2 separate regions of the Homo sapiens genome follow, and region 2 is linked to region 1. The links are chromatin loops, found by intact Hi-C in ENCODE. Cell type or tissue: chondrocyte. All regions are shown on one strand. Links, peaks and the distances in the headings refer to the core of each region. The heading gives the core; the rest is flanking DNA. Region 1 has its middle 52 kb from the start of LINC02757. Region 2 holds the start of LRRC32-AS1 (LRRC32 antisense RNA 1).

Region 1 (15,280 bases), core at 2,535-10,534:
TGCAAAGATGTACAATCATGATAAAACATCGGCAAATTCAAACTGAGGGATAGACTACAAAATAACTTCAAAAATTTCAAGGAAAGTTGAGTAACGTTTCCAGGCTGAAAGATACTAAAGGAACAAGACAACTAAAATACAATATGGTGTGTGCATCTGAACTAGATCCTTTGACAATAAAAGTCATTGTTGAGATGAGTGGCAAGACTTGAATGGTATCTGGGGAGTAGATGATAGTAATGAGTCCATGTTAATCTCTGGGTTTGATGGTTATATTATAATTATAGAGAAGACGGTCCTTGTTTGTAGGAAGCATTAAAGATTTGGGGAGGCTGGGCCTGGTAGCTCACACATATAATCCCAGCACTTTGGGAGGCCGAGGCAGGAGGATTGCTTAAGGCCAGAAGTTTGAGACCAGCCTAGGCAATATTGTAAGACCTTATCTCAAAAAAAAAAAAAAAAAAAAAAAGATTTGGTTAGTGACAGGGAACCAGGTCTGCAACTCACTTCTCAAAAGAGTCAGGAGAAGAAAAGCTCTTTGTAATGTACTTGCAACTTTTCTGTAAGTTTGTGATTGTTACAAAATTTAAAAAAATAAACTTAAGAGTCACAAAGACAATGTCTGGATTTTATTCTGAATACTTATTCAAGAAAATGAATTATTTTTTAATTGACAATACTTATTTAAGCAACATTTTTTAACTGACAAAAATTATGTATATTTATGCTGTACAACATGATGTTTTGATCTATGTATACATTGTGGGATGGTTAAATCAAGCTATTTAACATACGCATTACCTCACATACTTATCATTTTTTGTTGTGAGTACATTTAAAATCTACTCTCTTAGCAATTTGCAAATGTACAATGTATCATTACTAACAATGGTCACCATGATGTAGCACAGATGTTAGAAACTCTTCCTATTGCCTAAATGAAATTTTGTGTCCTTGGACCAACATTTTCCCAATCTTGCAAATAAATTATTATTAATATTATTATTATGATTATTATTATTTTGAGACAGAGTCTCGCTCTGTCGCCCAGGCTGGAGTGCAGTGGTGCGATCTCGATCTCCGCTCACCGCAAGCTCCACCTTCCGGGTTCAGGCCATTCTCCTGCCTCAGCCTCCTGAGTAGCTGGAACTACAGGCGCCTGCCACCATGCCCAGCTAATTTTCTGTATTTTTAGTAGAGACGGGGTTTCACCGTGTTAGCCAGGATGGTCTCGATCTCCTGACCTCGTGATCTGCCCACCTCAGCCTCCCAAAGTCTTGGGATTACAGGCGTGAGCCACCGCGCCTGGTCAAATTATTTTTTTTTAAGACAACCAAGGGAATTTGATATATTTGGATATCATATTATATTAGAAAATATTTGATTGTTTAAAGTATGAAAGAGTCTATGTTTTAGAGAGGCTTTCTGAAGTATTTATAGATGAAATTATATGGTGTCTGGCATCTGCATCAAAATAATCTGGGGCTGGGAATGTAGATGGATGCAGCCATGAACTGATCATTGTTGAAGTTGGGTGATGGGTTCATGATACCATTTACTTTACTTTTGTGTATGTTTGAAATTTCCTTAATATTTTTTTTAAAATTCCAAAGCAAATTTAATAAAAAGCTAATGTAGTAAATGTGTGGCAAACGTGTAGTAAATGTGTGGGTGGCATATACACAATGCCTATGGTGTTCTTTGCTTTATCTTTACTGTATCTGTTTATTTTGTTTAAAATACCCTGTGTTGGTGCCCATGTGATCCAAAAGGCAGTGTGATACAGTGCTAGTGGGTACAATCTTTCTGGAGGGTAATTTATTACTGGAAGCAGAATTAATTTTAAAAAATGAGCCATTGGAAACAACACCAACGTACCTCAGTAAGGAATTGGTTGACTATATTTGAGTACTTCTCTAAAATGGGATACCGTGCAGGTTTTGTTTTTTTTTAATGAGTCTGTTCTATTTTTCCACCATGAAAATATATTTAGACCTATTTCTAAGTGAAAAAGTTAATGTCAGAACAGTATATGAGGAATGATTCTGTCATAATGTATATATAAATAAATTATATGTGTGTGCATGTGTGTTGGTCTATCCACTGAAAATTTTTTATAAGAATATATACCAGGATGGGTGCAGTGGCTCACACCTGTAATCCCGGCACTTTGGGAGGCCAAGGCGGGTGGATCACCTGAGGTCAAGAATTTGAGACGAAGTCTCCCTCTCCCTCTCCCTCTCCCCCTCCCCCTCCCTCTCCCTCTCGTCTCCCCACGGTCTCCCTCTCCCTCTCTCTCCCTCTCCCATCTCCCCACGGTCTCCCTCTCCCTCTCTCTCCACGGTCTCCCTCTGATCCCGAGCCGAAGCTGGACTGTACTGCCGCCGTCTCGGCTCACTGCAACCTCCCTGCCTGATTCTCCTGCCTCAGCCTGCCGAGTGCCTGGGATTGCAGGCGCCGCGCCGCCACGCCTGACTGGTTTTTGTATTTTTTTGGTGGAGATGGGGTTTCGCTGTGTTGGCTGGGCTGGTCTCCAGCTCCTAACCGCGAGTGATCTGCCAGCCTCGGCCTCCCGAGGTGCCGGGATTGCAGATGGAGTCTCGTTCACTCAGTGCTCAATGGTGCCCAGGCTGGAGTGCAGTGGCATGATCTCGGCTCGCTACAACCTCCACCTCCCAGCCGCCTGCCTTGGCCTCCCAAAGTGCCGAGATTGCAGCCTCTGACCGGCTGCCACCCCGTCTGGGAAGTGAGGAGCGTCTCTGCCTGGCCGCCCATGTCTGGGATGTGAGGAGCCCCTCTGCCCGGCCGCCCAGTCTGGGAAGTGAGGAGCGTCTCTGCCCGGCCGCCATCCTGTCTAGGAAGTGAGGAACGTCTCTGCCCGGCAGCCCCTCGTCTGAGACGTGGGGAGCACCTCTGCCCCGCTGCCCCGTCTGGGATGTGAGGAGTGCCTCTGCCCGGCCGCGACCCCTTCTGGGAGGTGAGGAGTGTCTCTGCCCGGCCGCCCCCTCTGAGAAGTGCCCCTCCGCCCGGCAGCCGCCCCATCCGGGAAGTGAGGAGCATCTCCAGCCGGCAGCCGCCCAGTCCGGGAGGGAGGTGGGGGGCAGCCCCCGCCCGGCCGCCACCCAGTCCGGGAGGTGGGGGGCGCCTCTGCCCGGCCGCCCCTTCTGGGACGTGAGGAGCCCCTCTGCCTGGCCGCCACCCCGTCTGGGAGGTGTACCCAACAGCTCATTGAGAATGGGCCGTGATGACGATGGCGGTTTTGTCGAATAGAAAAGGGGGAAATGTGGGGAAAAGATAGAGAAATCAGATTGTTGCTGTGTCTGTGTAGAAAGAAGTAGACATAGGAGACTCCATTTTGTTCTGTACTAAGAAAAATTCTTCTGCCTTGGTATGCTGTTGATCTGTAACCTTACCCCCAACCCCGTACTCTCTGAAACATGTGCTGTGTCTACTCAGGGTTAAATGGATTAAGGGCGGTGCAAGATGTGCCTTGTTAAACAGATGCTTGAAGGCAGCATGCTCCTTAAGAGTCATCACCACTCCCTAATCTCAAGTACCCAGGGACACAAACACGGCGGAAGGCCGCAGGGTCCTCTGTCTAGGAAAACCGGAGACCCTTGTTCACTTGTTTATCTGCTGACCTTCCCTCCACTATTGTCCTATGACCCTGCCAAATCCCCCTCCGCGAGAAACACCCAAGAATGATCAATAAATACTAAAAAAATAAAATAAAATAATAAAATAAAATAAAATAAAAAAAGAATTTGAGACGAACCTGGCCAATGTGGTGAAACCCCATCTCTACTAAAAATACAAAAAATTAGCTGGGCATGGTGGCGGGCACCTGTAATCCCAGCTACTCAGGAGGCTGAGGCAGGAGAATCGCTTGAACCCAGGAGGCGGAGGTTGCAGTGAACTGAGATTGTGCCATTGCACTCCAGCCTGGACAAGAGCCAAACTCTGTCTCAAAAAAAAAAAAAAAAAAAAGAATATTACCAAACTGTCAAGCTCTCACTTTCTCTGTTATACAAATCTTAAAGTAAATTATTCAAATTAATAGTGATATTAAAATTATTTTCAGAAAACTTTTACATAAATAACTGTGTTAAGAATTTTTAAAGGAACCATTAAAAGGTACAAAAACTATAACAAAGACATTACAGAAGAAAACAAGATGAGAATAGGGAGTTTTGCTCCACCAGACATCAAGACTTACTAAAACTAAGTACAGTAAAATAACTAAAACTCTAGTAATTAAGACTGAGGTATTGATACAGGGACAGATATAAGAGAGATGGCACTGCTGATCAATAAATGATGCTGAGATAGTAGCTTATCTATATTAAATTAGAAACCTGACCTCATACCCTACACAAAAATAAATTGCAGTTGAATTAAAAAATGCTTGTGAAAAGTAATATTTTGAATTTTTAGAAAAATATAGGGGCTTCTCTTATGACCTTGGGATGAAAAATGATTTTTAAAAGCAGACAGCAAAAGCACAGGGTATAAAGAAAAACGGTGGACAAATTTGATAACATTAAGATGAAGAACCTCTGTTGATCAAAAGACACCATAAGCCTGTGCAGCAAAGTGAGACTCGACTCTACAAAAAAATTGCATAAAATTAGCCAGGCACAGTAATGCGCACCTGTGGACCTAGCTACTTGGGAGACAGAGGTGAGAGGATCGCTTGAGCCCAGGAGACCAAGGCTGCAGTGAGCTATGATCGCGTCACTGCACTCCAGCCTGGGTGGCAGGGAGACACCTTGTCTCTTAAAAAACAAACAAACAAACAAACGCCATAAAGAATATGAAAAGACAAGCAAGCCCCAAACTAGGAAACATATTTGCAACACGCACATTTGCAACAAACTCATTACCCAGTAGGCCAACCTTTCTATAGATATATCTATATAAACTAATACTCAAAAATCAACAAGAAAGAGACAATCAACCCAACACCTTCATCAAACGGCCATCCTCTCCTCCATATACACACTCCCGCCACGTGGCCCTCGGCACCTCAGAAGGCCCCTCCTCTGGGATGCTGCGACTGGGAGAAAGCTCTTCCCCTCACAGAGCTGAGGACTGAGCCCTGGCCCCTGCACCTCTCCCACAGGTTCCAGGTCACCTTTTTGCCTAAGGAGGCTGAGGGACCCCCAGGCAGACCCCAGCTGTATAGATGGCCTGAGGCTGCCATAACAAAGTACCCCACACTGGGAGGATGAAAACAAAACAATTTGTCCTTCCCTCTTCATATAGGGACACCAGTCATCTTGGATGAGGCCCTTCCTAATGACCTCATTTTAACTCGATTACATCTGCAAAGAACTTACTTCCAAATAGGGTTACATTCACAGGTATGTCGGGGGTGGTAGGACTTCAACTTACCTTTTAGGGGAACACAATTCAATCCATAACAGCAGCCTCATTTCTGCCTTCCCAGTCAGGTCCTGGGACACTAGGGACTGGGTTTACCACAACCCAAGGGAAGAACGGGAGCTCTGTGCGCAAGCAAGCCCCGGCTCATTTCACCACCCACCAGCCTCCAGGTGGGCCCTACCAATGCCAGCATGACGCCAAGTGCAGCCTTACAGCCACCTGTGTAAAATCAAGTCCTCGGTCTACCATTCCCTGGTTCTGAAACCTTGCACAGATCATGCCTGCCCCAAGTCTCAGTTTCTTCATCTGTAAAATGGGAAGTGATAATAGCCTCATAGCCTCACCTGCCTCAAAGGCTTATGGTGAGGGTCAAATGGGATTGTGTCTTTGGAAGAGCCTGGTGTGTACCAGGCACACAGTTGGCTCTCAGGAAATATTAGTCTTCTCTTCCCCAGTGTCCAAGAGCTCCTCAGGGAGACAGGAAGCCCAGCCATGCCTCCCAGTGGCGTGTAAGCCCGTCAAGGGCAGAGCTGTGTCATATGCTTCTTAACCCTTCCATGTATGGTCCCTGCAGCTGTCCCATCTGCATCACAATGTCTGAGGTGTGTGACCCCTGGGAAAGGGCAGCCTAACACCAAGGGAAAGCCAGTCCCCACTGGGAAAGCAGTGGGAGTCTCCACGCTCATATCAGGAAGCAAAGTCTTGACCCCAAGAAAGGAACTAAAAGGACAAATACCGGACTTCTCAGTGGGCAGCCAGCCATGTTCTTGTTCCCCTTCCCCCCTCTTCGGAGTCTGGCCCCATTGAGATTTGGGGATGTTTATTTTTTTTGTGTGGGAAAACGGAGTGGGATAAAATATTTCCTTGTGTCTGGAAAGCTATTTTGAGCCGGGCCAGCCGGGCAATGCTCGGGTGATGGGTGCTTGCTGACCCGGGCTGGGCCCTGGCCTTCCGGCCTCTTCCCTCCCAGGACCCAGAGTCCTGGCAGCAGACCGCCTACGGAGTCTGGATTCCAATCCTGGCCCAGTGACTCATCCTGGGGTGGTCTTGGGGAAGCCTGTGGTGTTCCCTGGACCTCTCTCCCAAAGGGGAGACTGAGGCCTGTGCTGCCCCCTCCTGGGGATTTTACAGGGAATCAGATCGTGGTAAGAACGTGCTGTAGAGATATTTCGCGTGTAGACAAACGACAGGGCTACCGCACAGCCTGTCCAGCTCAAGGTCCCACGAGTGGAAGGAGCCTTATGGAGGTCCCTCTGACCCCCATCTCCACTCAACGGCCATGTCCTTCCGAAGAGTTCATTTGATCCTCTCTCAAACTCGCCTGGCCCTTTAACGCGCTTCCTGCTGTCCCAGAAAGAAGTCAAACTCCCAGAAAGAAGTCAAACTCCACCCCTGATCTGTAGGCCCTCCCCAAGCTGGATGCTCCCTGCCCCCAGGCTCCTCTTTCTTTGTGCTGGGAAACCAGGCTGGCCTCTGTCCCCTCCTCACACTGCTGACTTGTCCCTCAGGAGTCTCCCGGGCTGCACCATATTTCATCCCCACAATGACGGCTCAATGCAAGTGCACCTCACAGGGCCAAGGGCTGGCCGGAAGCGATGCTTGCGAATGTGCCTGCCACACAATAGGACCTTAATAAATGTTGGCTTCTTCCTTCCTTACCAACACACACCCTCTTTTCTTTACAAAATCCTGATGGCATACAAATCCCCTCCAGCAGCTACTGAGGTTGGGCGGGCATGGCAGGAGGGGCAGGAAAGCTACTGAGTCAGCAAGATCCCTGGGATGAGAGACTTCCTAGAAGCCCTGCTCTCTAATCCTCCAGAGGTCTGAGCTCTTCACATCCTCAATAGGTATGGGGTTCTGTCTCCCACTAAGGGCTGGGAGAAGGGCAGGTCCCAGGGGGAGGCAGGAGGAGCTGGAGACTTCTTGATTCTGAAGGTGAGGCAGGTGCAGATGAAGCGGAGGGTCGCAGGGAAGAGAGGAAGTGCTCCCACCTAGGAGTTTCAGGACAGCCCCGTGGGGGCTGCGATGAAGGGAAGGAGGCATCCAGAGCCCTGGAAGTTTAGGAATGTCTGACCTGAAAGCCCATATGGCTCCTCCAGGCCCCAGCTCTTAAATGTGGCCCCAGGGCCAGCAGCATCAGACCCTGGAAGCTGGTTAGAAATGCAGACTCTCAGGCCCCGCCCCAGACCTGCTGAATCAGAATCCGTGGATTAACAAGGGCCCAGTGCTACGTGAGTACAACTAAGCCTGAGAAGCACTGTCGTGGCAGTTCCTCCGTTTTACAATAAAGAAGCCAAGGCTCTGAGAAGAGAGATCTACCCAGGGTCCGACACTGAGTCAGTGAGAGCTGAGCCCGGAGGCCCGGATTCCTGGCCTGGCCCTATTACCAACCGAGGTATCATCTGTGTGCTCTCAGAGCCTCAGTTTCCCCTGTGGGTCTTTGAGATGGGTTGAGGTAGCAATATAATCAGGTGATGCAATCAATCACATTTATGTTCTCACAGCTGCCTGGTGAAACAGGCAGGCCAACAGATATCATCCACAGTCTACAGATGGGGAAACGGAGGCCCATCAGGCAGTGGCTTTCCCAACATTACCAGCTTTAGCTGCTTTGCGTTGCCATGCACAGCTCAGGTGACTTGAAATTTGCCCTCTCAGTCCAGCCTTCCTGTCTAATGGTTCTTTCAGCTCCTGTCAGTTTTCAGGGGCCCTGGTTCGGCTGACAGCCAGCGAGCATGTCTGCTGCTGATGCTTGGATGCCCACATTCCTGGGCTGTGACTGGGAGCAGCACACCCAGAGCTCAGGCTGGGGGCACCCAGAGAGGTTCCGCTTGGCTGCACGCCCTGGGGCCTGGCTGTCTGGGGAGTGTCAGGAAGGCTGTCTCTAGAGGCTGATATGGCGGGGCTGGCTAGGGTATAGACTCAGCCAGGCCCCGAGGGAAGGCCTACCCCTGCATACTGGGGCAGGAAGGATGAGGGGGCAGGAATGAGCCAGGGGTCAGTGGCTTCCCAGGGAAGAGCTGTCTGAAAGACCTTAGGCTAGAACATCAGACCTGGCTAGATTTTTGTCCAAACTCTGTCACTTATTAGCTGTGACTGGGGACAAGTCACCCATCATCTCTGACCCTGTTTCTTCATCTGTAAAGTACTTAACACAGTTCTGGCACATACCTCGGGAGCCTGCAATGTAACTCTTAAGGAAGCTGAGACACTCCTGGTTCAGTCTCAGAGTCGCATCGTGTTTAAGAAGCACCCCTACACAGAAAAGCCCAGGAAGACACCATTCTTCGCTTGATTCTCTCGAAGAGAAAAATGAATCTAAATATGCAGTCCAGGCTGGGCGCGGTGGCTCTCGCCTGTAATCCCAGCACTTTGGGAGGCCGAAGTGGGTGGATCACCTGAGGTCAGGAGTTCGAGATCAGCTTGGCCAACATGGTGAAACCCTGTCTTTACTAAAAATCAGCCGGGTGTGATGGTGGGAGCCTGTAATCCCAGCTACTCGGGAGGCTGAGGCAGGAGAAACACTTGAACCTGGGAGGCAGAGGTTGCAGTGAGCTGAGATCACGCCACTGCACTCCAGCCTGGACGGCAGAGCAAGACTCCATCTCAAAAAAATAATAATAATAAATAAAATTAATATGCAGTCCATGCAGCACTGAGTCCACTTTCTCCTCCTGTCCACTTCTATCCTAGGTCTGGTTTGGCTCCTCTCTTCTCAGACTCCCTGAAAACCCCACCCCCAAGCTATTCAGCAACTTCTCATCATCTCCCTACTTTGCTCCTCTCACTTCCAATACTTTATCATGTGAATCCACTTGGCCTGTCATCCAGCAATAGAGAAATTAAAGGGGAAGACTGCTGGGTCCCTCATAGGACTGGCTGGGGGAGGACCAGCCTGTGTTAGTGACCTGTGTCTCATCCCAGTTACCGCTATTATTTACAAGTGTGACAGGACAAGACTTATTAATGTATGAGAATTCAAGCCTTCTTCTAACTAACCCCTGCCAACTGGCACATCTCCACCCTATTTCTTCTCTCCCTTCCCCATCTTTGCCCTTTATAGAGGGCCTTACAATGCTAGATAGGATCTTTTGGGGAATAAAGAATTGAGAATTGAGTTGGGGAGCAGAGAGGAACCAGATCAGAGGGCAGTAAGGAGGGAGAAGGACTTGGCAAAAGAGGTGAAGCCTGTTTGCTTTCTTAAGAATACAGGAGGGGCCAGGAGTGGTGGCTCATGCCTATAATCCCAGCACTTTAGGAGGCCGAGGAAGGCAGGTCACGTGAGGTCAGAAGTTCGAGACCAGCCTGGCCAACATGGCGAAACCCTGTCTCTACTAAAAATAAAAAAATCAGCTGGGCATGGTGGCGGGTGCCTGTAATCCTAGCTACTGGGGAGGCTGAGGCAGGAGTCAAGGACTCCAGTTCAAGGAGTCACTTGAACCTGGGAGGCGGAGGTTGCAGTGAGCAGAGATCACACCACTGCACTTCAGCCTGGGTGACACAGTGAGACTCCGTCTCAAAAAAAAAAAAAAAAAAAAAGAATACAGGAGGGAGAGTCAGGCATGGTGGCACACATCTGTAGTCTTAGCTACTCTGGAAGCTGAGACAGGAGGATTGCTTGAGCCCGGGAGTTGAAGACCAGCCTGGGCAAAATAGTGAGACCCCCATCTCTTAAAAAATAAAAAAATAAAAATAAATGAAAGAATGTAGGAGGGAGGTTTTACTACCACCCAAGATATAGGAAGCTAAAAAAAGCATTGCTCCCATCCCAGCAAGAAAAAGCCAGATAAACTACAAATCATAACTTTTCTTGAATCCATCAGAGATCTGAGGTCAGAGGACAACCAAATACCCTGAATTCCAAAGGGGGACAGGCACCTCCAAGGAGAGATGAGATCTAGGGATTGGGTCACTTGTAACAGAGCATAGGAAGAGGCACTGACCACCATACAGGTAGAGAAGAAAATAGCTTAAAGTTTAACAAAGGCTAAAAGCCAAGTGTTGGCTAGCTTGGCAGTCTAGAGTCCCAGAGGAAAGTTTTAGTATACTCTCAGGCCCTTTTCCTTGGGCTTTCATCAAGTACTGATGATCACAACTAGGGAAAGGCTGAGCGATTGTAGAGAGCAGCCTTGGGTAGTGCATATGTGCAGGGAGAGTTCAGAAATGACTACAGCAAAGACACACTGCCCTGTCTCCCTGCCCAAACCCTGCTCTCATATGGAAAAAATTAACCCCAATGTATGAGGGGAGAGGTAACAAACCCTGTTACCCTCAAGGGCATGGGCACAGGCAAGATTCCATTGCTGATAGGTGAAGGATAGAAGAAAAGGAAACTCTTCCAGGCCCAGAATCCTAAACAAATGCCACTAGAGACTTCTTACGAATGGAAGAGGGCCGGAAACCCTATCCAGTACAGACTCTGCACAGATATGAGGCAAACTTTGGCTTCCACTGGGAGGAGGGGCAGGAATCCTGAACAAACCTCCCTCTCCCCACCAAGGCCCAAGCACACAGGGCCTGCCTAACACTGAGACTGGGACACAGCAAAGAGAATGCCTCCCTGTCCCCACGATGAGCCTGGCAAGCATTTGTAACAAGCAAGATCAGTCTGCTACTGGGAGAAGAGCAAGAATGTGGAGAGGAAGCCCCTATGTGGTACAGGAGTACAGAGATGGCTGAAGCCTGAGATCACTGAGAAAAATCCTTCAGCATCTCATTTCCAGTCCTAAACCTGAGGCAATTCTAGAAGAATTCGAAGACTGCAAAACACTGAAGATAACCCTAGTAACAACAAAACCCAAACCCAACTCAACTCCTGACTAGATTGACTCAATTCCACACACTAATGATCTGACAGAACAGGAGACATGCCTTTTTCCAGGTGTAATAACTATTTATCTCAGTGTCTACTGCTCGACAATGTCTGACATTCAATCAAAAATAAAAACACACAAAAAAAGGCAAGAAACAAACAACCCATTGTCCAGAGACAAGGTAATCAATAAATCCAGATGCAGACATGATCCATATGTTGGAACTATCATAAGGGGACTTTAAACCAAATAGGAGTAATATGTTATAGAATCTAATAGAAAAAGTGGACAATATAATCACCGTACTGGAGATGAAAAATTCCTTCTGTGGCTTGTCAGAAGACTCAAAACAACTGAGGAATAAGTCAATGGACTTGAAGATGGTCAGTAGATATTACCCAAACTAAAAGAAAACAAGAGTAAAAACAAAGCAGCAACAACAATAAAACAGCACAGAGAATGCATGAGTTATGAGACAATATTTAACAGTCTAAATAAGTGGAATTGGATCCCAAGAAGGAGGAGAAAGAGAATGGGACACAAGACATATTAAGTAGATAATGGCTAGGAATTTTCCAAAAATAATGAAAAACATACACAGCAAACCACAGATCCAAGAAGCTAAGAGAACCCCAAGAAGAATAAATAACAAAACGAAAGCAAAAACCAACCAGAAAATCGACATATTTCATCCTCAGAAACATAATAGATAAACAAAAAAGAGAAGATCTTGAAGACCCCCAAGGAAAAAAAGAAGGTACATTGCTTAGAGAGGAACAAAGATCAGAGCTGTAGAAGAATTCTCATAAGTAATTACATAAACCAGAAGACAGTTAGGTGACATCTTCAAAGTACTGAAAGAGAAAACAATAACAAGAACTGTTACCCAAAAATATATTTCCAGTAAAAACTATCTTCCCAAAGCGAAGGCAAAATAAAGACCTTTTCAGATAAACAAAAGCTGAGAGACATCATTGCCAGAAGGCCTGAGCTGCAAGAAGTGTTAGAAGTTCAGGAAGAAGGAATACGATGCCAGACAAAATTTAGATATACACAGAAAAAATGAGTAGCTCTAGAGATTTTTTTTAATGAAGGTAAGTGGAAAGATTTTTTTTTTCTTCTAATTGCGCTAAAAGAAAATTGTCTAAAGCAAAAATTGTGACATTGTATTTTGGGGTTTGTAGTTTATATAAAGGTAAAATGTGTGACAGCAATAACATAAAAAAATGGTCAGGAGGAATTGAAAGTATATTGTTGCTGTAAAATGTTTACACCTGTGCGAAGGCATGTAATATTATGCATGTATATTATTTGAAGGTAGACTGTGACAAAGATGCATATTTTAAACTCTAGGAACCACACCCCCCACACCAATTTAAAAATAGGTATGAGTAGTAAGACAATGCTGGAGTGAAAATGGAATTTAAGAAATACTCCATCCAAATGAAGGCAGAAAAAAGAAAAGTGGAACAAAGAAAAGATGGAACAAACAGAAAAATACTAGCAAAGTGGTTGATTTAAATTCAGCTCTATTAATAATTACATTAAATGTAGATAGTCTAAACACACCAGTTAAAAAAGATTGTCAGATTAGAGAAAAAAGCGAGACACACTACTTGTCATCTACAAGAAACCCATTTTAATGTAAAGATATAGATAGGTTAAAAGTAAACAAATGGGGCTGGGCGCGGTGGCTCCAGCCTGTAATCTCAGCACTTTGGAAGGCTGAAGCGGGCAGGTCACTTGAGGTCAGGCGTTCGAGACCAGCCTGGCCAACATGGTGAAACCGCATCTCTACTAAACTGGTGCCTGTAATCCCAGCTATTTGGGAGGCTGAGGCAAGAGAATCGCTTGAACTTGGGAAATGGAGGTTGCAGTGAGCCCAGATCATGCCACTGCACTCCAGCCTGGGTGACAAAGTGAGACTTTGTCTCAAAAAAAAAAAAAAAAAAAGTAAACCAATGGGCCAGACAGGGTGGCTCACTCACACTTGTAATCCCAGCGCTTTGGAGGTAGAAGCGTTGCTTGAGCCCAGGAGTTCAAGACCAGCTTGGGAAACATGGTGAAACCCTGTCTCTACCAAAAAAATACCCGCATGATGCTGCATGCCTGTAGTTCCAGCTAGTCAGGAAGCTGAAGTGGGAGGGTCATCTGAGCCTGGGGAGGTTGAGGCTGCAGTGAGCTGTGATTGTGCCACTGCACTCCAGCGTGGGTGACAGAGTGAGACCCTGTCTCAAAAAAAAAAAGTAAAATAATGGGAAATAATATACTATTAAAACATTAATCAAAAGAAAGCCGAATCCTGAATCAAAGACTGGAGAAAGAAAAGTCAAAAAAAGAAGAAAAAATTAAAAAAAGAAGACAGCTGAAGCGGCCATATTAATATCAAACTAGATGCCAATCAAAGCAATAAGCAAAATCACAATGGTAGTAACCATCTGTGTAAACCTCACAAACATAATGTTGAGCAAAAGAAGCCAGGCACAAGTAAATACATATTGTATGATTCCTTTTTTATAAGGTACAAAGGCAGGCAAAACTACGTTAGGTTGTTAGAGGACACGATAGTGGTTACCATTTGGCAGGTCATAGTACTGACTGAAGAGGAGCTTTCAGGGTGCTGATAATGTTATCTTTCTTGATCTGAGTGCTGATAACATGGATGTGTTCAGTTTGTAAAGTTCATCGGGTCAGCGTTTTTCTATGTGAAAATTTCTGCAGTATATTATACTGTGAGAGAAAGTTTTTTTAAAAGACAGTGTTAAAATACACAGTAACAATAGCATGCAATTTAGGAGTGGAAGATAAATGTGTTTGAAGGTCCTTTTATTGCTCAAGAGGAGGATAAAGATATTTACTACATTAGGTTTTGGTAAATTAAGGATGATCTTTTAATTTCTAAGGAAAACACTAAGAAGATTAAAAAAGAGTATATGTCTTTCAAAGCAGTAGAGGGAAAGACTGAATGATACCAAATAAGTCAATGAAGGGGAGAAAGGGGAGAAAAATAAATAAAACAGATGGAATAAACAGAAAGCACAAAATAAGTGATAGATATAAATCCAATATGTCTGTATTTAAATTAAATGTAAATAGAGCAAATGCTCTAGTTCAAAGACAAGTTTTCTGTTCATCAAAAGGCCTTATAAAGAGTGAAAAGCAAACCATAAAGTAAGGGAAAATATTTGTGATACATACCATCGGAGAAAACCTATACCCAGAATGCATAAAGAAGTTCTAAGAAACAATAAGAAAAAGATAAGAGACAGGCAAAATCTTGAACAGGCACTTCATGAAAAGAAAAATCAGTTGGCCAGTAAATCCAGAAAAATAAACTCAACCTTAATAATAATTAGAAAAAGGGAAATTAAAAATACAATTACCCTCAAAATTATTTGTCATTAGGGGAATGCACATCAAAACAACAATGAGATTCCACTTATTAGAATGGCTGAAATCCAAAAACCTGACAATAACAAATACCAATGAGGATGCAGGGGAACAGGAACTCTCATTCATTGCTGGTGGGAATGCAAAATAGTATAGCTACTTTAAAAGACACTTTGACAGTTTCTTATAAAGTTAAACATAGACTTACCATATAACCCAGCAATCACACTCCCAAGTATTTATTCAAGTGAACTGAAAAGTTAGATAAACACAAAATCCTGCACGTGAATGTTTATAGCAGCTTTATTCATTATTGCCCCAAACAGAAAACAACCAAGATGGCCTGCTCCTTCAATAGGTGAATGGACAAACGGTGTGTATCGGTCGGGGTTCTCCAGAGAAACCGGAGGATCTATATCCTATTGGCTGTCTATCTATTGAAATAGGAAGAGATTGAAAGGAATTGGCTCACATGACTGTAGGGGCTGGCAAGTCGGAAATTTGTAGGGCAGGCCAACAGGCTGGAAACTCAGGAAGGAGCTGATGCTATAGTCTTGAGGCCAAATTTCTTCCTCTCTGGGAAATCTCAGATTTTGTTTTTAAGGCCGTCAACTGATTAGATGAGGCTACCCACATGATCAAAGGTAATCACCTTTAGTTAAAGTAAACTGAGTATAGATGTTAATCAC
Region 2 (15,280 bases), core at 1-8,000, 76 kb before region 1:
GCAGACTGTTTGTCACGTCTTCTGAGAATGACTTTCAGTCTCTCTGAAAATGAAAAGCTTAGGACCAGAAGAGAGAATTGGAGCTGTACGAGTGTGTCTCGGATCTGGTGTTGTTAGGTGGGCCACGGCGGCTCCAGCAGGGTCTGGTTAAGGGGTCCAGCCCAGCACTGGACCATTCCGTCTCCTGCTCTGGACTTGCCCTCTCCCTTCCTGGCACTCTCATGTTGCATACCCTGACCCCAGTGCTGCTCTAAGCACCGTCCCTGCCCAGCCCCACTTCTCCATCGCAGCCCCACCTTGGCTGCTGAGCCAGGAGCTAAAACCTTAGATATCTGGTTCTGTTTTGCACCCAGCTTGGCAGATGTGGATTTGAATCCAAGCCTTGTGTCTGCCCCTATGTGACAGCTCTATATTTTATCCCCGTTTTATAAAAGAGGAAACTGAAGTTCTGAAAATCTCCTTCCAGGGCCCCAGCTAACTAATGCCATAGGTGAGATTCAAACCTTCATCCTTCTGTCTCCAGGGCCTGATCTTTACCACTGCAGGGGCTGCAGGCCGTTAAGTGGACAGGAAGTGGCCCCACATAGCCCGAGCAGGGTCTGGAAGCATCCTGTGCTGTGCACACCTGCTCTCTCCTCTCTCCCAGGCAGGCAGCTGCAGGCGCTCTCCTCCTTCTCTGCCTGTTTCCCTCCTCCCTTCCTTTCCACCCTGGTGTGGGTTCTCCTGTTCTCTCTGTGCTCTTGCATTCTCTCATTCCCTTTTCCTCTATTGAGCAGAGCCTGGAGTTTGAGACTATGGAATCCAACCTCCCCATTGCACAGATGGGGAAACTGAGGCTTAGGAAGAGAATGAAACTTGTGGAGAGCTTATACAGAGCCTCTGGGGGAAAAAAGAGCCCTTATTTGTGGGGTGAGATTGGGGGTTGGACCAGAGTGATGTCCTCTCTCAGCTATCACATCACAAGATAATGCTGGCTCCAAACTTCCTTTCTGTGCCTCATCATGCAAGGATCTTTTTTCCCTCTTACAAAAACAGGTAAAAAGCCTCACCCAGATGACCCCCATCCCTCATACCATGGAGTCATGAGCTGTCTGGGAAGAATGGACGTGCTGGGACCAACTCAAGACCTTGTTTTGCTGTCTTCATCATCTTACCTGTGCTTGGCCCACAGTCTGGCTCATGATGTGGGCTCAGTAATGTGCGAGAAAGTGAAAATGCCACTCTCTCCACCCCATTTTACAGAGGAGAACACCAAGGCCCAGAGGAAGTTAAGGGAGAGTCAATGGGCAGAGCCAGGGCTAGGCCCTGGTGGTGTGTGGAGCACCCAGGCAGACCCAGTCCTGGTTGGGATCACACCCACGGGTGCTACTGCACGTAACACTCCTCCTTAGGCCTGGAGGCCAAGGTGTGGGTCCCCACGCCTGATCTTTGAAAACACTACACAGGGCTGCTGTCACTTCCCAGGGCCCAGGCCTCAGCCCAGGCCTCGGGACCAACTCTTTGTATAACCTACCTGAATGTATTAAAAACTAATTTTGGAGAAGCAGTGTGGCTGCCAGCTTCCTCTTTGCAATCCGCTTCATTGCGTCCACTAGAACCCTGCCGCTCAATCCCATTACGGTCGTTCAATCATCATGGCAAATCCCTGGGGACACTGAGACTCTGGGCCAGCACCACCCTGGACCTTGAAGCCGCAGCCACTAGCATGGCCCCTGCTACACCTCTTGCCCCACACTCAACAGGCGACTGTGCTCCCCACCCCAGGGCTGAGAGGCTGAGGGCTTCCGTTTGTTTCCTTCCTGCTACAGCTACAGGCCCCCTCCCCTTCTCTGTGCTCAGCCCTCTGTGCCCTATCTCAGAGGCTGCACTGCCCCTCCTCCTTGGGGTCCCCAGCCCCGTCCTCTCTCCCTTACCCCGTCATGCTCTCTTCTGCCTCCAGCCTCTCCCTGTTTACGTCTTCCTCTCAGACTTCAGCTGGACTCAAGTCTTGTCCGTCTTAAAAATAGTGAGAAGCCCCTCAGCCACTTTCCCCTTCGTCCTCCCACTCTTCACAGGCCAGGTTCTTGGTAAAGTCACTTCCCTTCCCGCCCCTCCCGTTCTCAACCCGCCTGGAGCTGCCTTCAGCCCCTCCCAGCTCCATGCTGCCCTTGCTAACAGCGTCAAGGGTATCCTTTGCCAAACTCAGCACGCTTTTCAGACCTCCTCTCCCTAGGCCCTGTGCAGCAGGCCCCCCACCCATACCCCTGCTGGGCATGCTCTCCCCACAGCTGTGATCCCACACAGGAAGCCATCTCCTCCCTCCCAGGCCACTCCTTTTCAGGCCACTCTTTGCTCATCTTCCTTGAGCCAGCTTTAAGTGGTGATGGCCAGGGCTCCATCCTAAGCCCTTTTCCCTTGGGAACACTATGGCCTCATTGCTGTAAACACCCCATTGCTCTGATGGCCCACATCTCTGTCTCCAGCCCCACCTCTCCTGAAAGTCCAATTCTGCTACCCAGAGGCCTTCCCAGGTAGAGGGCTAAAGGTCCCCAGGGACTGGAGAATTCAGTGATCAGCCAGGCTGCAGATCAAGGTTGAACTTGGAAGAAAACCACACCTGGTTCCTGGCTTGGAGTTGGAGGGTGAGTGTCGGGTGTGGGACAGAAGCAGCCTCACCTGGGTAGGGGAGCACTGAGAGGCGTGACAGGCCAGGGCAGAGCATGCAGAGCAGGGGGTGCTTATTCCTCTGGCCCTCACACCTTCCATTTCGCCCTGTCAGCAGCCTGGCACTGCGCCTTTGCCCTTCCCTTCCCTGACTGCCTCTCCCCCAAGCTCCTGCTCAGTGATGCTTCTCCTGCCCACCCCGAGTCAGCCTGGACCCCTCCCCTTGGCCCTGCAGCCCCTGGGCCCAGCGTTGGCAGCTCTGCCTCCTGGAGATTCTTCCGTTTCTCTGGTCCGTGCCCTCTCACCTCCCCATTCCTGCTCCTGGCTCCCAGTCTGCAAAGGGAAATTCTAAACACCTATTTCATGGGGTAGGGCTGGGGGAGAAAGGAGAGAGCCCCACCCCCTGGCACACGATAGGTGCTCCGTGAAGGCCTAAGGGGAAAGCAGGAGCTTGGGCTGAGCTCGCCTAGGGTCTGCGGGCCTCTGCTCCAGCAGGGAGCCCAGCAGGCCCCTGACCCCTTTTCCTGACAAACAGGGAGTTTGCTCACCTGGCCAAGACCCCCGGTGAGGCAGAAATTCCTGTTTTCAGCCAAACGTGGACACAGCAGCCAACTAGGTCATCAGAACATCCAGCTTCCCGAGCTCTTAGCTTGCAGGGAGAGGGGAGGCCCTGCCACTCCCAGGTCACAGTCAGCCTGAGGTGCAGGGCCCAACTCCTGGGGTTCCATGCGCTGGCGTGGCACTCCACCAGGAACGGGTCCCGGGACGCGCCAGCAACTCACCCTCTCAGACCCACAGGCTGGCCACATCCTCCAGGATCTGGGACCCACCGTCTGTGTTCTGTGCCCCTGTCCTTCAGGCAGTTCACTGAGCCCATGAGGCCCATCTCTCTCCCGCCACCTCTCACAACATGCTCAGAGATGGCCATTGTTGAGCACTTCCGGGCGGGCCCATGCTGAGCACTGGATGTGGATTGTCATGTTTAATTCTGACAGCCGTTGAAGAGATTTCTACTGTTACCATCCTCATTTTAGAGAACTGAGCTCCAGCGATGAGACTTGAACCCAGGCTGTCCCACTCTGGAGCCAGCAGTCTTAACCATTAGGCAGCACTGCCTCCTGCACCTCTCCCGCCTCCTCTGCCGGAACCAGCTCACCCCCCCACCCACCTGCACAATCTCCTTCACCACCCTCGCCTGTATCACCTCCATCACCTTCTCTGGGGAGACTGTCTGGATTTCTCTCCTCCAGCTGCCCACAGGTCTGGGCTGCCCTCAGCATTGGGTGTCTGCCTGACCCACCCACCAGGCCAGGAGGTCCTGGGGGGAGGTCCTACCTGGAGTCCTATCTGTCCCCAGGGCCTGTGAGCCAACACAGACTAAAGCCAGCTCAGAAAAGGTTTTCTGAGTGAATGGCCCCTGTCTTCCAGGACTCAGAAGCTTGTGGAGTTGAGACAAGCCCTCAGAGAGTGTGGTGAGGAGGCTTTTTGAACAGACCTAGGGGACACAGAGAGGACAGGGGAATGCAGACTGTGGGCTGCCCACGGCAGCAGGGGCCAGTGGGGAGGCAAAGAATCCTCTCTGACCACCCTCCATTCCCTGCAGCTTCCTCAGGCCTCTAGGACCCCGTCTTATCTTTGTCCTCCCCCCCTCCTTTGCTCCCCCTCGTCTCCCATTCTTCTCTTCTTGGTCATCTCCCCCCACCCCCACCCCTATCGCACTGGAAACAGTTGGGCTGTGGTGGCTGAGAATGGGGAGGGCGGGGTGGGGGAGAGGGAGGCCCGAGCTGTTTATAGGAACTGGAGCAGCTCCATCCATCAGCTCTGTTTGGAACTGGAGACCAAGCATAATAAATACCTTGGCTCCTCCCCAGCTGCGCTTTCCGTGAACTTGGCCGTCCGAACTCCAGCTCTCCCTGGCCTCCTGGTTCCCAGGATCCAGTCTCACTCCACCCCACCCTACCTCACCTCCCACCAAGCTGCCCTGGAAAGAGTCTGGCCTCTGGGACCAGAAACACGGGCCTGAGTCTAGGTTCTGCTGCTTCCTCACTGTGGGACCAAGGCCAAGACCGTCACTTAGCTGCACCTCTATTTCTGCATCTGTAAAATGGGGTCATAATCATCGCCCACACCCCCAAACTCAGCACTGCTCATTCGTTCGGCCAGAGTGGCTTGGGCATCTGCTCTGTGCTGGGCCCTAGGCCCTGCGGGATACAGGGAACAGTTGGACAGAGCCTCTGTCTATGGGGTGGAGAGAGGGGCCACACCACAACCCAAGCCAGGAAGTGGTCAGCGCCTTGAGGGAGGTCCAGATTTTGTGCTCGGGAAGTTTGTTTGCAGCAGGGAGCAGCCCTTCCAGCTGGAGAAGTGAGGCAAGACTTCGAGGACATCTGGGCTGGCTCTGCAAGGAAGGGTAGGATTTCAACACGTGGAGATGGGAAGAGGCTTTCCAGGCAGAACAAATGGCAGGACCCAAGGCCTGGCAGCAGGAAGAGCCAGGGCATGTCTGGGAGTAGAGGGGTCTGCCTGGCCCAGCCTCCATCGCATCACTTTCTCCTCTCTCCTCATTCAGCACCTTCTGCTCAGGACTTCCAGCCTTCTGAAATCTTCCCTCCTTCCCTGGAGAGCTTCCAACTCACCCAGCTAGGCCCTCCCAAGTTGTGGATGCATTCCCAGAATTCTGCCATCATGTCCCCACTCCCTCCTTCTCTGAAAAAGCCACCCTAGAAAGCGGAAGATTCAGATCGGGAAAAGGCATGGACCAATAGCATGTTTCTGGAGTGAATAAGGGAAAAAATGAATAAAGAAATGCAGAAAAGATTGAGTCAATGAAGGAGAGAGTGAGTGAGCAAATGACTGAAAGCAGCCAGCATTGCCGGGACCCTGCCGCATCTCATACTGGGTGCTGCACAGGCAGCGTTCCTCCTCTTGTGGCGCTTGGGAAATAGACATTAATCACACACAAACAAAAACGATGGCAAATTGTAATGAGGGCTATGAAAGGGAGTGAAGGGCAAGATCACTGAGGGGTGGGACTCAGAAGAATCCTTTCTGAGGACATGACCTGTCAGCTAAGACGGAAGGAGGACTTCAGTTGAGAGAACAAGTCAATTAATACTCCGTGGCCTCTTCCACTCACTCTCATGAATTTGCCAAGTCGCCTGGGGAGAATGGGGCCTGAACTCTGGACCCTGAGGTCCTTTCTCATGCACTGAAAGCAGCCCCCCAGCCCTGGCCCCTCCCTGCGACTTGGTGACTTGACTGCCCTATTCTAGCATCATGGAAAACACATGGAAGGCCACGTATAGGGTGGTGGGAGGGATGCCCAAGGGAGTCACGCATTTTGGGGGGAGGGGGCTAGCTAGGCTGCAGGATGAGGGAGTCCAATTCCAAAGGCCCGTGCTTTTTTATTTTATTTTATTTTTTTGGTGGAGGATGAGCCAATAATGTCTCCCTCCTCACTTTCCACACTGCTCATGTCAGCTTGTACTACCCTCCCCTTTGACCCCAGATAACCCACTGTATCCAACCTCCTGTATGTTTTCTCCTTAATTGAGTAATCACTGACAGACACATTTACATTGTATGCAAACACACATATGCAAGTATTAGAGATTTTAATTGTTATTTTACAAAAATGGGATCATATTCTATTATACTCTCTTGCATTTCGCTTTTTTATGCAATAGTACTTCAAGGAAATCCCCCGAAATAAACTGATATAAGTTTCACATAATTTTTGACATTACATAATATTCCATAGCGTGAATATTGCACGATTTATTCAGCCATTCACCTATTGATGAACAATAGCTTTATCTTTTCTTTAACTATAAACATGAGGCAAAAAATTCTATTCCTATGCCTATACTCTCTAGGGTTTGTGTTCTCATGGAATGAATGCCTAGAAGTAAATCAATGGAGATATATATATTTTATACACTTTTAATGTATATTATATATACTTTTAATAAAGTTTGCATTTCAAAAAAACAGTAATGTTTCACATTTCCGCAAACAACGTATGAAAGTATCTTATCCTGTGCCTCCCTACCAGAAATGCAGGTTTTAGCTGTGGGTATAAAACGATCTCTCATTGTTACTTTAAATTGCATTTTCCTGCTGCTGGAGCTGAGCACGTCTTCATTTGTATTTTTGGCCATTTGGATGAACTCTTCTGTGAATTACCCATTTTTATCCTTTGCCCATTTTTCTACTGAGTTAACTATTTCTTATTAATTTGTAAATCCTTATTGTATGTTGTAGATCTTAAACTTTGTCTCACATTTCCATAATTCGTTTGTCTATTGACCCTGCTTATGTATCTTTTGGCCTACAATGTTTTCCAAGGTCTCACTTTTCCTTAATCGCTTCTCAATTTTATTAAGTTTCACTCAGGTTGCTCATATAGTCTCCTAAATTTTCTTGTAAAATTTGTTATGTTGGCTAGGTGCGATGGCTCACATGTCTAATCCCAGCACTTTGGAAAGCCGAGGTGGGTGGATCACCTGAGGTCAGGAGTTCAGGACCAGCCTGGACAGCATGGTGAAACTCCGTCTCTACTAAAAATACAAAAAAAGTTAGACAAACCTGGTGGTGCATGCCTGTAATCCCAGCTACTCAGGAGTCTGAGGCAGGAGAATCGCTTAAACCCAGGAGGCAGAGGTTGCAGTGAGCCGCGATGGTGCCACTGCACTCCAGCCTGGGTGACAAGAGCAAAACTCCATCTCAAAAAAAAAAAAAAAAAAAAAAACCAAAATTGTTATCTTGTTTTTTATTTTACATTTAAATCTTTACATAACCTGAGATGTTGTTGATTTTTTTTTTTTTTTAAATAGAGAGAGGGTTTCCCTATGTTGCCCAGGATGGTCTTGAACTCCTGGGCTCAAGAGATCCTCCTGCCTCAACCTCCCAAAGTGCTAGAATTACAGGTGTTAGCCACCACGCCCAGCCAACCTGAGATGTGTTTTTTATTTTGAAGTTGAATAATCATCCAATTTTACTTGCTTCAAAATGAATAGTAATTTTGAAAGCATTGCTTATTAAGTAATTAAAAGGTTACTCTGTCAGATATTAAATTCTGATATATATTTGAGATCTATTTCTGGATTTCTTTTTTTTTTCACTAATCTATTTCTCTGTTTCTATACCATTACTCTAATGATTGGTTTTAGAGTTGGTTCTGATACCTGCAAGACAAGTCATCTTGTACTGTTACTATTTTTCATGTCTTTTTGGCTATTCTCAGGAATTTATTGCTTCATATAAACATCAAGATCATTGCACTCTGTTTGGAATTGATTTTGGAAGGTTTGACATTTCTATATTAAGTCTTCCCATCCAAGAGTATGATGTATCTTTCCATTTGTTCAGATCTTGTGTTCTCTTTTTTTGTTGTTGTTGTTGTTGTTGTTGTTTTTGAGACGGAGTCTTGCTGTCACCCAGGCTGGAGTGCAGCGTTGCAATCTTGGCTCAATGCAACCTCTGCCTCCTGGGTTCAAACGATTCTTCTGCCTCAGCCTCCTGAGTAGCTGGGACTACAGGTATGTGCCACCACACCCGGCTAATTTTTGTATTTTTATTAGAGATGGGGCTTTGCCATGTTGGCCAGGCTGGTCTCAAACTCCTGACCTCAGGTGATCCACCCACCTCAGCCTCCCAAAGTGCTGGGATTACAGGCATGAGCCACCACGCCCAGCCTCAGATCTTGTGTTCTATGTTGCTACAAGATTGTATACCTTTCTTCATAGAGACCCTATATCTTTCTTGTTACATTTATTTCTGAATATCGTTTTTGTCAATATCATAATGGGAATATTTTTTCTATTTCCGTTTCTATGCATTTATTGTCAAAAATAAGAAAAGCAACTGGTTTTTGTACATTTATCTTATATCTAATAACATCATTTTTTCTTAATAATTCAAATATGTTTTTCTTTTGCAGTTATTTTATCTTATTTGCTAGAGGCTCTGAGGTTTTCTAGATATACAATAATTTAATTGCCTCATTGCTCCCACAATTCCCTTGACACTCTCACTACAGTAGCATCTACCTCCAGCCATGTCTTTCCTCACCCGGCCTGCACCCAGGTTACAGGGAATCCCACTGCCCACAATAGAATTTCTTCTCTCATTTCCTCTCTTCTCAAAGCTAAGACTCCAGTTCCCTGTTTCCCTGGTTTACAGGAGCAGAGTAGGGTATGGGTGGGGGTGCTCAGGTTCTCTGCTGCTTTGTTCCACAGAATGAATTTGTCCCACCCTCACTGGAATTCAGCTTTCCTAGAGCAAAGGTTGAAAACTGGTGGCCTTTGGGCCAGATTTAGCCTTCAGACATGCTTTATTTGGCCCACACAGTGGTTTATAAAAATTTTGATTAGTTGCCAACATTTAAAAATTGTAAGAGTTGTTTTACACGGGAACATATAAAAATCTGGATTTCTAATTTTTCTTAAAATCCTGAAAGATCTGAGAAACTGGGCCCTCAGCCCACAGGACAATGAGTGGCAGGAGCTGTGAAATCACATGTCCTACCTAGACTATGAGCTCCTCAAAAGCAGGAGGTCATCCTGCCCCTTCTGTACCCCCAGCATGTACCCCTAGAGCCTGGCTCCAGGCAGGGGTTCATGAAAGCTTAATTCCTTTCCTTCAGTAAGTTTTAAAGATATGTGAGTTGACCCATACAATAAGGGTTCTGAACTTTATTATGCCTTGGCAGTCTGGTGAAGCCTAAGGACTTCTTTTCAGGATAAGGTTTTCAAATTCATAAAATAAAAAATACACATGATTACAAAGGAAACCAATTCTATTGACTGCTTATCAAAATATTAAAAAATAAATTGTGAATTAGTAATACATGTTCTTTATGAGCACATTACATAACAAGATCTAGTGGCAAGTCTAATAACTACTGTAATTTTGAAGCACCGATGAGCATAAATGATATTCTGAGAGATCTGTAAGAAGGCAGGAAAACGTGTGATTTCTGTTGGTTACAGGACTGCTAAAGTCATTTGTACTCTGAATACTATGGGGATTCGTGGCTACATTCAAGATGGAAAGAATGATTACATTTCAATGAGAAGCTAATGATGAAAATAAAGACGTAATTTTTTCTCAACCAAGTTCACAGACCCCAAGAATTCTACCCACAGATCCCGTGGATCTCAGATCAAAACCTCTACTTTCGGGAAAAGGTGGGAATGTCAGCTACAACCAAGTCACAATAACAAGGAAACACAATCCCTTAGAAACTGCCCCAGTTGTGGTTGTTCTCATTCAAGGCAGAGTGGGAGTGTAAATGAAATCACCTATTCTGGAGGGCCCTTTGGCAATACGTTCCAAGAATCTTAAAAATGTGCATCTGCTTTAATCTAGCAATTCTGTTTCTAGGAGTTTATCCTAAGGAAATAAAGACGTAGCCAAAAAATAGAAAAAAAAATTGAGCGTGAAGACGTTTGTCATAGCCAAGGACACATCCAGTTTTTGTGGAGCCTGAAGTTTATACAATTTAGGGGGCCCCTATAACGCAAAGAATACAAAATTATGAATATAGAATTGCTAGATCACTCCCAGGCATTTGAAAGGGACTTGTGCAAATGGGGTCCTTTCATCAGCTTCACATAAATTCACCCCAAACATAACATTATTAAACATAATCATCTAAAATTAGAAACAACCTAAAATGACCAACAATTGGGGATGGATATAAGTTTTAGTATATTTGCATAAGTGATATTAATCACTCATTTAAAATGATATGAATGTAGCAGTCTACTGACATGGAAAGATGCTCAAAACATAGTATGAAGCGAAAAAGCAGGTTATAAAATGGTGATTACGTATCAAAATCCCAGTTTTGTTAAAATAACATAATATTTATGTGTAGTAAGATGTGAAATGGGACTTTCCTGTCTCAGAACTGCTGCTGTACCCTAGAGCCTCAAAAGCAGCACCAGACACAATCCAGCAGGACTTGGGCAGATTGTGATGCCCTCATACAGGCTCAGAGCAGCCTTGGAGCAGGCACTGACCTGGGAGAGAAGGATGGATGCAGGGGTTTTCCTTGGGGAGAGTCACCTCAGTGCTGTGCCTCACCCCACATAACTCAAGCCAAGAGACTGGGGCTTCCCTGGAGCTTGGGGGAAACAGAACCTGACCCACCTCTCCCCTGGAAAAGTCTAAAGAGAAAAAGCTGATGGGAGCTATCCCTGGTGGTGGCATGAGGGGTGGGGGCTGCCATGGGAGCAGCTTGTGCTTGCAGGGTGCAAAAGAGAGAAATGTTTCCTATGCTACCAACCAGAAACAGTGCAAGGTATCCAAAAGTCAGTCATCATGAAAGATCCCTGCCCAAGAAGTCTGCCCTCCAGGAGAAGGGGACCCCTACAGAAGGACCCTCAGCCAGAGTGAAGGGGACAGGCACAGGTAGTCTTGGGGAATATGTCACCCAAGCCCAGGAACCAGCTGGAGGAGACCAACAAAGAAGCCTGCACACAACCCAAAAAATGTTTGTCCCTTTAAAGCAAGGGCCAGAGTTTGGGTATCTGACCCCTAGGGGAGTCTAACGCCAGGTTACAATGACTCCATTCAGAGCACACCTTGCACTTGCCTGTATCTCCCCCAAACCCCTCTCAACCCTGAGCCAATTCAAAGAAGCAGAATAGATAACAGGAGAGACAAACAAGGCTCCCATTCCTCACTGCAGGTCTCTGAGCCAGGTCACAGAACTCTAGGAGAAACTCAAGTTGATTTGTTGGCTTAGTTGAGGTATAATTTACACATGGTAAAATTCACCCTTAATAACGTTCTCTTCTATGAGTTTTGAAAAACACATAAAGTTATGTAACTACTACCACCACCACAGTCAAGATATAAATGCTTTCTCTCACCCTAAAGTGATAGGGCTTAGTTTTGGATACAGTTTTGCCTTTTCCAGAAGGTCATATAAATGAAATCGCACAATATGTAGCCTTTTGAGACTGGGCTCTTTCACTTAGTACAATGCACTTGGGATTCATCCACGTTTTTGAAAGTACCAGAAGTTCCTTCCTATCACTGAGTAGTATTCCATTGAATGGATGTACCACAGGATGTCTAACCATTCACCTACCAAAGAACATTGGGGTTGTTTCTAGTTTTTGGCAATTATAAATAAAGCCGCTATAAACATTCATATACAGATTTTTGTGTTAACAAAAGTTTTTGTTTCTCTTGGGGAAATATCTAGGAGTGGGAGTGTTAGGTCACTGGGCAGGTGTATGTTTCACTTTCAAAGACACTGACAAACTGTTTTCCAAAGTGATTGTCCAATATTTAATTCTCATCAGCAATGTGTAAGAGTTCCAGTTGCTCCACATCCTCACCAACACTTAGTATTGTTATTTTTTTCTTTAATCCCTTTAATGGGAGTGTAGTAAGAGGCTAAATTTTCGTGTTTTTAAAATAGGCTTTAATTTTTAGAGCAGGTTTATGTTCACAGTAAAATTGAACAGAACATACAGAGTTCCCATGCCCACCCACTTCCACACAAGCACAACCTCCCCACCATCAACATCCCACAGAAGAGTAGAACATTTGTTACAAACAATTAACCTACATGGATGCATCATTATCACCTGGAATCCATAGTTTACTTTAGGGTTTGCTCTTAGTGTTGTACATTCTATGGATTTTGACAAATCGATAATGACATGTACTCATCATTATAGCATCATATAGAATAGTTTCACTGACCTAAAAATCCTTTGTGCTCTGCCTAATTATTCCACTCCCCTCTAACCTCTGGCAATGACTGATCTTTTTACTTTTGCCATAGTTCTGCCTTTCCCAGAACGTCATATAGTTGCAATTGTTCAGTATGTAACATTCTCAGACTGGCTTCTTTCACTTAGTAACATGAGTGTAAGTTTCCTCCATGTCTTTTCTTTTCTTGATAGCTGCTTTTGAGTGCTGAATAATATTTCATTGTTTGGATGTGCCATAATTTATTTATCCTCTCACTTACTGAAAGACATCTTGATTGCTTCCAAGTTTTGGCAATTGTGAATAAAGCTGCTATAAACATCTGTATGCAGGATTTTGTGTGAATGTAAGTTTTCAGCTAATCTGGGTAAATACCAAGGAGTGCAACTGCCAGATCAAAGAATAAGAGTATGTTTAGTTTTGCACACACACACAAACCTGCCAAACTGTCTTCTAAAGTGGCTGTGCCATTTTGCATTCCCACCAGCAATGAATGAGAGTTCCTGTTGCCACACATCCTTGCCAGCCTTTGGTGTTGTCAGTGTTTTGCATTTTGGCCATTCTATCAGGTGTTTAGTGGTATCTCTTTGTTGTTTTAATTTGCAACTCTAACGATGTATGGCGTTGAGCAACTTTTTATATGCTTATGTGTCATCTGCATATCTTCTTTGGTGGGGTGTCTGTTCAAGTCTTCTGCCCATTATAAAATGGATTATTTTCTTATTGTTGAGTTTTAAGAGCTCTTTATATATTTTCAATAAAAGTCCTTTAAGCTTGCAGAATAATTGCAAGAATAGTACAAAGAACACCCATGTATACCCTTTATCCACATTCACCAGCTGTTAGTGATTGTTAACATTTTGCTTTGTCACTTTCTCTTTATACACACATTTTTTTCTTAACCTTTTTAGAGTAAGTTGCATACATCATTACCCCCAAACATTTTAACATGTATTTTCTAAGACAAAATATATTATCTTACATAACTACAATATAGTTATCAAATTCAGGAAATTTAACATTAATATAATACTATTATATAATCCTTAGGCTAGATCCAAATTTCACAAAATGCCCCTGGTAACAGGCTTTGTAGCAATCTTCACCTCTGATCCAGTACTGGATCTAAGATCATGCATTTCACTTGGCTGCCATGTCTCTTTAGTTTCCTTTTATCCAGCACAGTTCTTCGGTATGTTATTGTCTCTTATGACACTGACATTTTTTATGACTCTGGGCCAATTATTTCATAGACTGTTTTTCATTTTGGTTTTGTCTGATAGTTTCTCTGTCAGATTCTGCCTTTTTGGTGAGAATGCCATTTTGCAAGAGATAAGAAAAACCAGTATTTTTCCTACTCTCACACTCACCATAGAATGCTTCATTTCTGGTCACCAAAACATGCAGGATTTCTTCCCACCAACCACCAATTTTCTCCAGCGGGCACCATCTGGGGATCCTATGATTCAATGCTATACTGACAATATCTACCTGAAGATAGCGTCAGATCCACAGTGCTCCACCCCACTTCAGATGCCGATCACAAGCCCCAGGTTGTGACCTATGCTTCTGACCAGCCAGCTATAAATCAGGGTTCCCAAGATGCCCTCCTTAGGTTTAATTAATCTGCTGGAACAGATCATGGAACTCAGGGAAATACTTTACTTACATTTACCCATTTATTATAAAGGATATTAGAAAAGATACAGAAGAGCAGCCAGATGGAAGATATACACAGGGCAAGGTATGGGGGAGCTTCCATGCCCTCTCCAGGCACACTATCCTCCCAGCACCTCCAGGTGTTCGGTAATCTGGAAGCTCTCCAAACCCAGTCCTTTCGGATTTTCACGGAGGTTTCATTAGGTAAGCATGATGGATTACATCACTGGCCTTTGGTGAGCGACTCAACCTTCAGCCTGGGGCTGAAAGTTCCAACCCTCTAATCATGGCTGGATCTTTCCTGTGACCAGCCCCTATGCTGAAATTATCTAGGGGCTTCCAGCCACCAGTCATCTCATTGGCATACAAAAGACATTCTTATCACTCGGGAGATTCCCAGAGTTTGGGGAGCTGTTTCAGGAACTAGGGGCAGAGATCAAATATATATGTTTCTTATTATATCACACTTATCACACCACAGAAGTGAGGTAGTGTCTTTCTTGGGGAACCACATCAGAAGGCACTTTATGCCAGACCCTTATTTGGCAGACTTAAAAAAAAATAACTGAATCTACAAGGAACTTAAACAAATTTACGGGAAGAAAAACAAACACTCCCCTTAAAAAGTGGGCAAAGGACATGAACAGACACTTCTCAAAAGAAGATATTCATGCGGCCAACAAACATATGAAAAAAACTCAACGTCACTGATTGTTAGAAAAATGCAAATGAAAACCACAATGAGATACCATCTCACGGCCAGGCAAGGTGGCTCACGCCTGCAATCCCAGCACTTTGGGAGGACAAGGCGGGTGGATCATTTGAGGTCAGGAGTTTGAGACCAGCCTGTCCAACATGGTGAAACCCCGTCTCTACTAAAAATACAAAAATTAGCTGGGTGTGGTGGTGGGTGCCTATAATTCCAGCTACTTGGGAGGCTGAGACAGGAGAATTGCTTGAGCCCGGGAGGTAGAGGTTGCAGTGAGCAGAGATCGTGCCACTGCACTCCAGCCTGGGTGATACAGCAAGATATCATCTCACACCAGTCAGAATGGCAATTATTTAAAAAGTCAAGAAACAACAGGTTCTGGCAAGGTTGTGGAGGAATAGGAATGCTTTTACACTGTTGGTAGGAATGTAAATTAATTCAGCCACTGTGGAAGACGGTGTGGTGATTCCTCAAAGATCTAGAACCAGAAATACCATTGACTCAGAAATCTCATTACTGGGTATATACCCAAAG

Evidence for each region. A loop is a pair of places that touch in the nucleus more often than their neighbours do. Peaks named below come from ENCODE experiments on the same cell type or tissue, not always from the same donor. Only the 100,000 strongest peaks of a DNase experiment are listed, where the experiment ranks them.
Region 2: a loop joins it to region 1, with 2.4 times the contacts of the local background. A loop is called at or near these places in 5 of 110 quality-filtered maps.

Annotation. Positions count from the first base shown.
Region 1 is chr11:76,570,356-76,585,635 of GRCh38, reverse strand. No RefSeq gene overlaps it. Among named protein-coding and RNA genes, the nearest start is that of LINC02757, 52 kb to the left of the region's middle. RefSeq lists an enhancer at 5,903-6,595. In chondrocyte, for the core only: CTCF peaks have their summits at 6,297 and 6,511 (motif pointing left); DNase peaks (open chromatin) are centred at 6,505, 6,887, 7,425 and 8,215.
Region 2 is chr11:76,643,790-76,659,069 of GRCh38, reverse strand. It overlaps LRRC32 (leucine rich repeat containing 32), which reads left to right. Exons shown (of 3, transcript NM_001128922.2): 3 at 1-1,546. LRRC32-AS1 (LRRC32 antisense RNA 1) reads right to left here and starts at 2,074. Exons shown (of 3, transcript NR_199061.1): 1 at 1,914-2,074. RefSeq lists an enhancer at 4,778-5,301. In chondrocyte, for the core only: no CTCF peak of the experiment used is centred there; DNase peaks (open chromatin) are centred at 3,399 and 3,849.